Linked DNA regions of Homo sapiens: regions 1 and 2 are each linked to region 3. A link is a contact called in ENCODE Hi-C or POLR2A ChIA-PET data. All regions are on one chromosome and are shown on one strand. The core of a region is the stretch at or near the end of the contact, and the rest is flanking DNA. Distances in the headings are between cores, read along the strand shown. Region 1 overlaps HDAC9 (histone deacetylase 9). Region 2 holds the start of HDAC9-AS1 (HDAC9 antisense RNA 1). Region 3 overlaps HDAC9 (histone deacetylase 9).

Region 1 (2,897 bases), core at 36-2,535, 110 kb after region 3:
TCAAAGAAATGCTGGAAAATATTTTAGCCTTGAAACAAAGACATGCTGTTATGAAAAAGAACAATCAAAGAACAAGGGAAGTACTTAAAGATAAAAACTAAAATTGCATAACTTAAAAAATTAGTAGACGATCTGAAGAAATAAAATTGAAGAAATCGCCCAGAAGAGGAAGCAAATAGGTAAAGTATAAAATAGATGGGAAAATATAAGACACAGAGGGTCATTGCAGAAGTCCTATATTTAAATAATAGGAGTCCCTGAGAGACCCAAGAAAAGAGAGGAGAGGAAATGATCAACTTACGACAGAAGATAATTTTTCGGAACTAAAAATACTCAAGTATATGAATTTGATTAGTCCAACCAGTGTGAAGCTCTACGTATTTTTTTAAAAAATACACACTTGTCAGATCCTAAGAGAGCCTTAAAAAGAAAAAACGTGTCCTCAAAGAATCAGAAAATGATATTGACAGCAAAGTCCTAATCAGTAACACTGAATGTTTTTACATTCTGAGGGAAAATTATTTTTAAACTTTAATGCTGCTTGCAGCTATCACATACTAGTATTTAAGTATGTGACTTAAATACTTTAAAACATTTTAGGGCTCAGAAATTTATGTTCAATGCTCCCTTTCCGAATAACTTACTTGACAATGTACTTTTGCAAAGCAAGAAAGTGCATCAAAGAAAGAATGAGGCATGGGACCAAGTACTGGATATGCCATCGTAGGAGAATAAGGAGGATTCACTGGTGATTTGCACCTACGTTGCTTTGCTAGAAAACACATGATTGAAGCAATAACAATGGCATATATGCTTTTTTGTCCTCACCTACCAATGGTTATTCTGTCATGCTCTTCTTGAAGAACAACCCTCTTCCTTCTTCCCTGCATGTCTCCACCCCTGGTGAAACCCATGCTAGTGAGAATAAACCAAACTTATAAAAATAAAAGGAGACAGAAAGAGTACTACCACTAACATAAAGAGATACAAATCATGTGACTAGATGCTAAACACAGTAAGCAGAAAAGAATTCCACTTTAAATTTCTTTCCATGAGATTTGGAACAATTGATTCTGATTCTGAACTTCCTCAGAATCAGATTTCTGGAACTATTTCATCTCTAGTCAATGGCCAAACAATTGGTTGCACTGACATTGAGTCAAGTGTTGTCCTTAAGTTGAACCACACTAGTAATTTCCCATGACTCACCCCAGCATGTGCTGAGTGAACGGCATAAGACGCTACCCACTCATTTGACGTGCTCAGTTGCAAGAAGGGAACTCCCATAGGACCAGAACTTTGGCTTGGTTCCACAGCCTGCAACTCAAAATTATAAAGCAAATTTCACAACATCTTAACTTATAAAGTTACTCAACAATATTTTTATATTCATTTAGAAGTAATTTATTGAGTCCCTGCCATATGGGAAGCACTGGGATGGTGCTGGGATTCAAAAATGCAAATATGTTGTAACTCTGCCTTCAAAAAGGTCATAGGTTAGAAGGAAAGGCAGGTGGAAAACAAACCCAGGCACACACAGTGTACTGAGGGACAGAGGAGAGCGGGCAACCAACAAGGAAGAAACAATGTGAAAGTCCACCAGAGAGGATGTGTAAAGTGAGTTAGGACATCAGTTATAGGCCAGGGTTCACAGCAAAGTCCCTGATCTCTTGCCTTCATGGCAAGACACTATATAAATAAACAAGTAAGCATGTAATAAGGACTAAGGTGAAAAACAAATTGTACAGAAAGTCACGGGGGTGGTGCACGTTGAGACAGGGGTACCTAGAGAAGGCCGTTCTGAGGTGGACATAGCCCTGCAGTGGAAGGGTCTTCCACATATTCAGGGCATCAAAAGAATGTCACTGTGGCTCACACAAAGTGAATGAAAGGAAAGATGGTTGGAAATGGGATGAGAAAGGTGGCATAAAGCCAGTTCATGTAGCATCTCGTAGGCCACTGTGAGGACACTGGATTTCATTCTGAACAAGAGTGGAAACTCAAAAGTTTTGAGTAGGCAGTTATATGATCTTATATGTCACCTCTGAGACAGCAGATTCTGATCCCCTGTATAATTTATAATAGCATATTATAATCATGCAAATGTAAATTATAGGTGAAAATCCAAGCCTACCTTTTTTCTCTATAGTCTAATTGTATGTCATTGCATGAAAGCATCATATTATAAAATTATACCTTTTCAAATGGTACAAAAACTTTTATTTCTTTTAGGTTTTTCTGGCAAAAACAAAAATGCACATTATAGACTGCACATTTTTTCATGCATTCACCTATGTTTGTGCATGAAGTACAAGGAAAAGAGGCTCCCAAAGTGGTGAAGGCAGCACATCAAAGAACTGTCTATACAGATTCCAGGCAGCTGTTGTGGCTGCTAGTGCTGCAGAACAGCCCCCAGTGCCTCACACAACACAGGCCCTGTAGGGTCCTTGTGGGGGGCACTAAATGAAGGTTTACCATGGGCATTTGTGGAAAAGCGTCAGCACTAGGAGCGCTAAGCACACCAGGTATAATTGGTGTTCTCCTCTAGCTCCACCAGCCCAGACCTGAATAAGTCCTGCTCTTCTTCCTTAGCATTCACCCTCCAACTCTTCACACCACCAACACACACACATTGCCCCCTTCTCTCTTTTACCACTCCCTTTTTTATTGCCTCAATTTTTCATCTTTGGCAGCTCCCTGTCTCTTTCTCAAACCCAAAGCCAATCTTCCAAGGAATCCTATTGTCAAACTTTCAAAATATATCCAGAAATGTACCACGTTCCTACACCTCCACTGTTCTCACCCTGGCCTGTGCCAACTTTACTGCTCACCTGGATCACAGCCATGGCCTCCTCAGAGGGGCCCATACTACCTCTTTACCCCTGTACTCTGTTCTC
Region 2 (2,955 bases), core at 384-2,883, 76 kb after region 3:
CAACATTTTCTGCAAGGGTATGAAAATTCACCTTTTCAGGGTCACATGCTGGCTGCCAGTGAAACGATGGTAAAAAAGAGTTAAGGAAGCTAAAAACAGAAACTCTAGGGATGGCCTCAGAATGTGGAAGAGAGGAAATTCCACTGGATGTCTATTTGAAAGATTGACAAGAGGAAGGATATGTAATAAAGAAGTCAAAAAAGATGAAAATGGATTAAAACTTGAAAGGATTATTACCGATTCCCTGATTTTGGTCTAACACCATTGCTTAGGCGCCACACAAGTATTTTACGTAAACTATGAATAAAATGCAGTTGTCATCTATGTTTTACAAATGAGAAAACTGGGATTTAAAAAAATTAACAACTTGCCTAAAGTCATGTTATTGCTTAGAAGGGCCAAGTCAGGACCCAAATGCAGGTTTATTTAGTTCCACAGCCCTTGCTATAGTTAACCATCAGGCTGAAATTCCATCATTTCTCAAAGCACCTCCTTTCTCCTACTCTGATCAAACATGTATTCTCTGGCCTGAACATGTAAAATTGTTTTCAAATTGCTCATGCAAGAAAATTGCTGAATATATTTGTTCATATTCCCCTACATAACTGTGTATCATGCTTTATTATATCAGACTGACTAGCTCTGCACAATTGGTTTTGCTTACCCCTTAGCACAATGCCATATGTAAATAAATACTATTACTATAGATGATTATACTCATTAGAAAACACTCAAAGGAACGAGACTGCAGAGATTCCTGGAATCAGAAAATTTGTACATGTAAACTAGAGACATATTTCACTTATAAATAGTGTGAAATTTCTTTTTCCAAACTTTTCCATTCCTCAGATATTAAAATCAAAAGTGTTCCTTATTTGTTTATGTGCTAATTCAAATACGTAGCTAAATAATTATATTTTAGGAAATCCAACAAGATATCCTGAGGTAAGCATATTTTTATTTATTTCAGTGATGCAGTTCATTCAATCATTTCCCCCTGCCCTTGTCAATTGTTTCAGTTGCTCACAGGCAATTCTATTAGAAATAAAATATTGTTAGAGGGGGTTCTCAAAACTGCTTTATCTTCATTATATTGAAAATTCTATTCCAAACGAATCTTTGGGGAAATCTTTTTTACTCACATACTTTTCTTTCATAGTTTGGTTTCAAACACAGAGAGTTATTCCTGCCAAAGCCTCATTTTTCTCCTTCTTTTTTGGCTAAAAGCAATCTTCTGGAGCCTGTTCATTCCCCTACCCCTCCACAGATCTCACCATGATGACTCTCCTAAGGACACATTAGAGGGCTTTGCCCTAATCCATATTTTACTAAACAGCCCCAGGAGTGAGAAGAACCTTCACTAGGATTTGATTAAACAAATTCTTAAAGCCAATAAAACGTTTTCAAGTTGTAAGAGAAAGCAGCATTAGTGCATGTTCCCAAGCAGGGCAGACATTTCACTGTTGTCATCCTTAAGGAAGACAGTTTGGGATGCAGTACATTCTCCCTGAGACTCATTCCAGAGGCTTCAGCCTCCAGCAACAGTTGCCTGTGAGGGTAGCTTTATTGCATAGCACAATGCAGTTGTGACTGAAGCTGTTTCCAAACACTTTAGGGCAATTTCATGTGTAACTTTTCCTCTGCCACTTTACAGGGTTCCTGAAAGGGTAGAAGAAAATACAGTAGGTAAGGCCAGACAAAACTTGTGACTAAATTGAATCTGGCATAAAATAATAATATGACATACTCTTGGGACAAATAAAAAAGAAAGCTGCTTGTTAAATGCAGTAGATTAGAAATGTATATATGCAGATGTGAACATTTAAAAGATTAAAAATACTGGACTGATATATGGAAACAACTTTTATGATTAAATAAGATAAGTTATGAAAACAATCCTATTGGATGTTCAGGAAATGTTTAAAACGAACCAAGTGGGTTGAGATATAGTTGGTTCATGGCCATATTTATATGTGGTAAAATACCCATACTATACAATGAGGTTAAGTCTAGCAATTATGTGGTTAATTTGGTCACTCTCCATAATCATAGAGATTCATTTGTTGGGGGTGGGATCCCCTACAGGCATTGGATTCTCCCAGTTGACTGGTAATAATAACAAACAGGCTTACCAGAAACAAACAGTTGTAAAGTCTCCACTATATTACGTGTTCAATTGATGCAGTTGAAATATCAAACCTAGCTTTTCTTTTCCCTAATGTCAGCAATGCAGACAAATAACAGGCGTTTGGAAAAAAGAGGATTTTTTTTAACTCTGAGATATTTTAATTCTGTCCCAGCAGAGAGTCAAAGAATCACAGGAACAAAATATATTATTCATACAATTTTATATATATATATATGTATATGTATATATGTGTGTGTGTGTGTGTGTGTGTGTGTATATATATATATATGTATATATAGTATATATACAGAGAGAGAAAGAGAGTCTGATCTGTTGCAGTATTGGAGCCTTGGGAATAAAGTATCTTTTTGGGAATCTCTGTAGTATATTATTAGAAGATCATGATTAATGTCACAGGACTTAAGCAATCTTTGAAAAGAAGTCAAAATGTGCCACAAAAATTCACTTGATTGTGCCAGTGGGAATATTTCCTAACATAGTCCCAAACTTCAAAAACAGTATAAAGCATGCAAATGGAGTAAGGGGCGGGGTCCATCCATTTCTTCCCAAGTATATTTAATCTATTTAACAGAAAAATGTTGGGAAAGTTGTGGCTCTTATTAGCATGAGAAAAGGGCATCCAGTGGTATCTATACACTAGACTGTTCACATGTTGTTTTTCCCAGGGTAGGGGTGGTATTCGTACTTCTTATTGCTTTATGTCACCAGTCTGTAACCCAGATTGTAACTTTAAGATGTTATCTTCTGGCTGCTCAGATAAACAGCCCATTATGTTTTTATGGTGGGCAGTTCTGAATCCTCAGGGA
Region 3 (2,700 bases), core at 43-2,542:
CCTGAAAGTCCTGTGGAACTGTGAGCTAATTAAATCTCTTTTCTTTATAAATTACCCATTCGCAGCTATTTATATAATAGCAATGCAAGAACAGCCTAACGCACATACTTAGTTATCTAAGTTGTCTAAATAAGTTCTTAGTTACCTAAACAAGTACTTAACATAATGGTATCATAGAATAAAATAAGAGGGGTGAATAATTTGTGCAACATTTAGCTTCTAGAAGCCTTTGGAGACACAATCCCATTGGGATGGGCTATTTGAGGAAAATCATGTTTCTAAGTACATTAGATATGAATGTATATTTAATAATGGTCTATATTTCTATATAAATCTTAAGATTCAGGAAAATGGGGTTTTTGATGTCATTGGAACTATTGATAAGCCATTCAAAGCTCAGGTAGATGATACTTGGATTTAGCTGATTATTACACTGTTATATTCACAAACTAGATAGTTACCCAAAAAACAAAGTGGTCAGACTTTGAATAATATGTTTTCTCATGTTTCTGTATTATCTAATGACATGAAACCATCACGTTCATGAGAAAGGTTGCCAAAAGTTGAAAGTTAAATGATTAAAGAGACAACTATTCTGGATTTTGTTAAAAAAAAATGTAACACGATTTACAGGTCAAAATGACAACTGCAAATCTAACTTTCAAGTTTGTTTGGTTTTTGTGTTAGTTAAAAAAAAAACACACACACACAAAGTCACCAAGTTAGGCATTCTAGAGTGCAAATGTGCTCCTAAAAACCTAACAGTTGATCATCTTGAAGTCTTGATTGCCTTTCCAAATCTTTTCTTGATCTTCAGCAGAGCCTGAACTGATATCCAAGAGTAAACCTGAGTACTGTACTGACCTTTCCAAAGTAGAAGCATTTTGAAACAGATAGTCAACAAATGCAAACTACAATTGTTTAAAGGTACACATTCCTAGCAAACAATAAGAAAACTTCTTGCTTCTAAGTAGTATGCTATATGTGACCAGACGTATATATTTAATTTTCTTTGACTATATAACTTGGATCCCTTCAAGATTTTTTGTGTTGTTTTGTTTTGTTGACCCATCAATCATTTTTTTGATCAAGTCTTTTGCCCCCAGAAAAGTATGTGTTATGTTTGAAAATTAACTATCCCCAAAAGGAATTCCCACATATCAGCCTTTTCCTAGTAATTTATTCTTCAAGGCCCATCAATGTAGTTATAAAAACGAAATGACTATCTGCACTGTGTTGTCATCCCCTCCCCCATCCAAGAAAAACGAACAAAAAATACTTACAATGGTTCTTAGCCAGGAGCATTTTATCCCTTATTCACTAGTGGTAAATGAGTCAGATATGAGTTGGCCAGGAAAAGAGCTGCTTTACCCAAAATCTTAGTATGAAATGAGTCATCTCACTCCAAACACCAATATGTTCTCCAAAATAACTGGCAAGAATTTCCTATAAAAGGAATCTTGCCTTCACTCTTTTCCATCCATTTAGCTCTCTGATTTTTCTAATTTTTCAATTTCCTGTGTGCTTATAATATTGCATTCATAAGAAAAGCCCAGAAACGTTTCCGCCACTTTATCTCATTTTGAAAGCCATCTTTCCTGTTTGAGTAGGGGGACAATACTGATAGTATTCCCCTGAAAAGAGTAAATGCTCTGTGGCTTTTCAGAGCATTCTCTCTCTCTCTTTCTGTGTGTGTGTGTGTGTGTGTGTGTGTGTGTGTGTGTGTGTCTGTCTGTCTGTCTCTGAGGAAATTCATGCATGGTTCAATTGAAATGCAAGAGCCAGTTCTAGAAGAATTCTTCTTTTCCTCTGCTGAAAAAGGGAGTTCAGTTCAAAGCCATCAGAAATATTTCAAGCAAAACTATTTTTCTTCCCACAAGAAAAATCAATCACAATAGATATAATCTGTCTAAAAGTGATAAATGAACATGAAACCAGGCTACACTCTTTGACTCTGCTTTCCTGCACATCAGAACATTCACATTCTCTCTCTGCCATCAGATGAAGCTTAAAATAAAAATCACTGTGGACTGAAGCCAAGGTTAAATCTCTATAGACTACCATGAGTCAAGCACACTATTTACCTGAGGATAAACAACTTTGCCTACAGGGCCAATTCCTGCCAAACTGCTGAGATTTTTATATTACTTGAGGCTCATAACATCACTTATTATTGTTAATTATTCTAAGCTCTGCAATTTAACAGGCAAAAATATTTACAATTCATTTCACTCAGGTTGGAATTTAGCTTCGTTTTTCTATATTAAATTCTAAAGAATAGCTATGCTCCTTTTATATCCAACACTAACAGATGTTAGTTTCCTCAGTTTTATGGCTCTCAGATGACAGACAACTAACTGTTTTTGGCCTTCGGAATAATTGCAACACCTTTGGATTATGAACTTGGTTCAGTTCTTAGCTGGGAACGGCAGGGGGTTAGTTCTTATTATCAAAGATGTAAAGTAAGTTTTCCCTTATGCTCTAGATATTCATATAAAGTTATCTTTCAATAGAGTAATATACAACTTTTCCCCCTTATTGCTAATCTGCTGTTTAAGTGGTTATGGTAAGAGAAAATAATTGCATAAAAATAAAATCTCTTATTCATTTTATCTCCTGTTCTTGGCCAAAACAAGATGTTAAATCCATTAAACTCTGAGTATCCAGTAAAAGCAAGAAAGTAGAACTGTTCGTATTTGT

The links. A loop is a pair of places that touch in the nucleus more often than their neighbours do. ChIA-PET counts read pairs that join two places held with the same protein, here RNA polymerase II (POLR2A). Pooled maps may share reads with other maps.
Region 1: a map of MCF 10A shows a loop between it and region 3 (9-fold over the local background). The contact joins two enhancer-like sites. A Hi-C loop is called at or near these places in 2 of 168 maps with a recorded cell type or tissue (MCF 10A and PC-3) and 5 of 50 pooled maps. POLR2A ChIA-PET finds 5 or more read pairs at or near these places in 1 of 52 experiments (MCF 10A).
Region 2: a map of mucosa of descending colon shows a loop between it and region 3 (2.2-fold over the local background). The contact joins the promoter of HDAC9-AS1 here to the enhancer-like site in region 3. A Hi-C loop is called at or near these places in 2 of 168 maps with a recorded cell type or tissue (PC-3 and mucosa of descending colon) and 1 of 50 pooled maps.

The regions. Positions count from the first base shown.
Region 1 is chr7:18,865,144-18,868,040 of GRCh38, reverse strand. The region is part of intron 21 of HDAC9 (histone deacetylase 9); the gene reads right to left. Among named protein-coding and RNA genes, the nearest start is that of HDAC9-AS1, 35 kb to the left of the region's middle. Within about 2 kb of position 1,285, at least 2 of the 41 ENCODE cell types and tissues checked have a DNase peak (open chromatin) inside an H3K27ac peak, as active enhancers do.
Region 2 is chr7:18,900,670-18,903,624 of GRCh38, reverse strand. HDAC9-AS1 (HDAC9 antisense RNA 1) reads left to right here and starts at 1,633. Exons shown (of 3, transcript XR_927081.3): 1 at 1,633-1,686. All of the region lies in intron 22 of HDAC9 (histone deacetylase 9), which reads right to left.
Region 3 is chr7:18,976,948-18,979,647 of GRCh38, reverse strand. The region is part of intron 25 of HDAC9 (histone deacetylase 9); the gene reads right to left. Among named protein-coding and RNA genes, the nearest start is that of HDAC9-AS1, 76 kb to the right of the region's middle. Within about 2 kb of position 1,292, at least 4 of the 41 ENCODE cell types and tissues checked have a DNase peak (open chromatin) inside an H3K27ac peak, as active enhancers do; they include PC-3, where a contact is called at or near this core.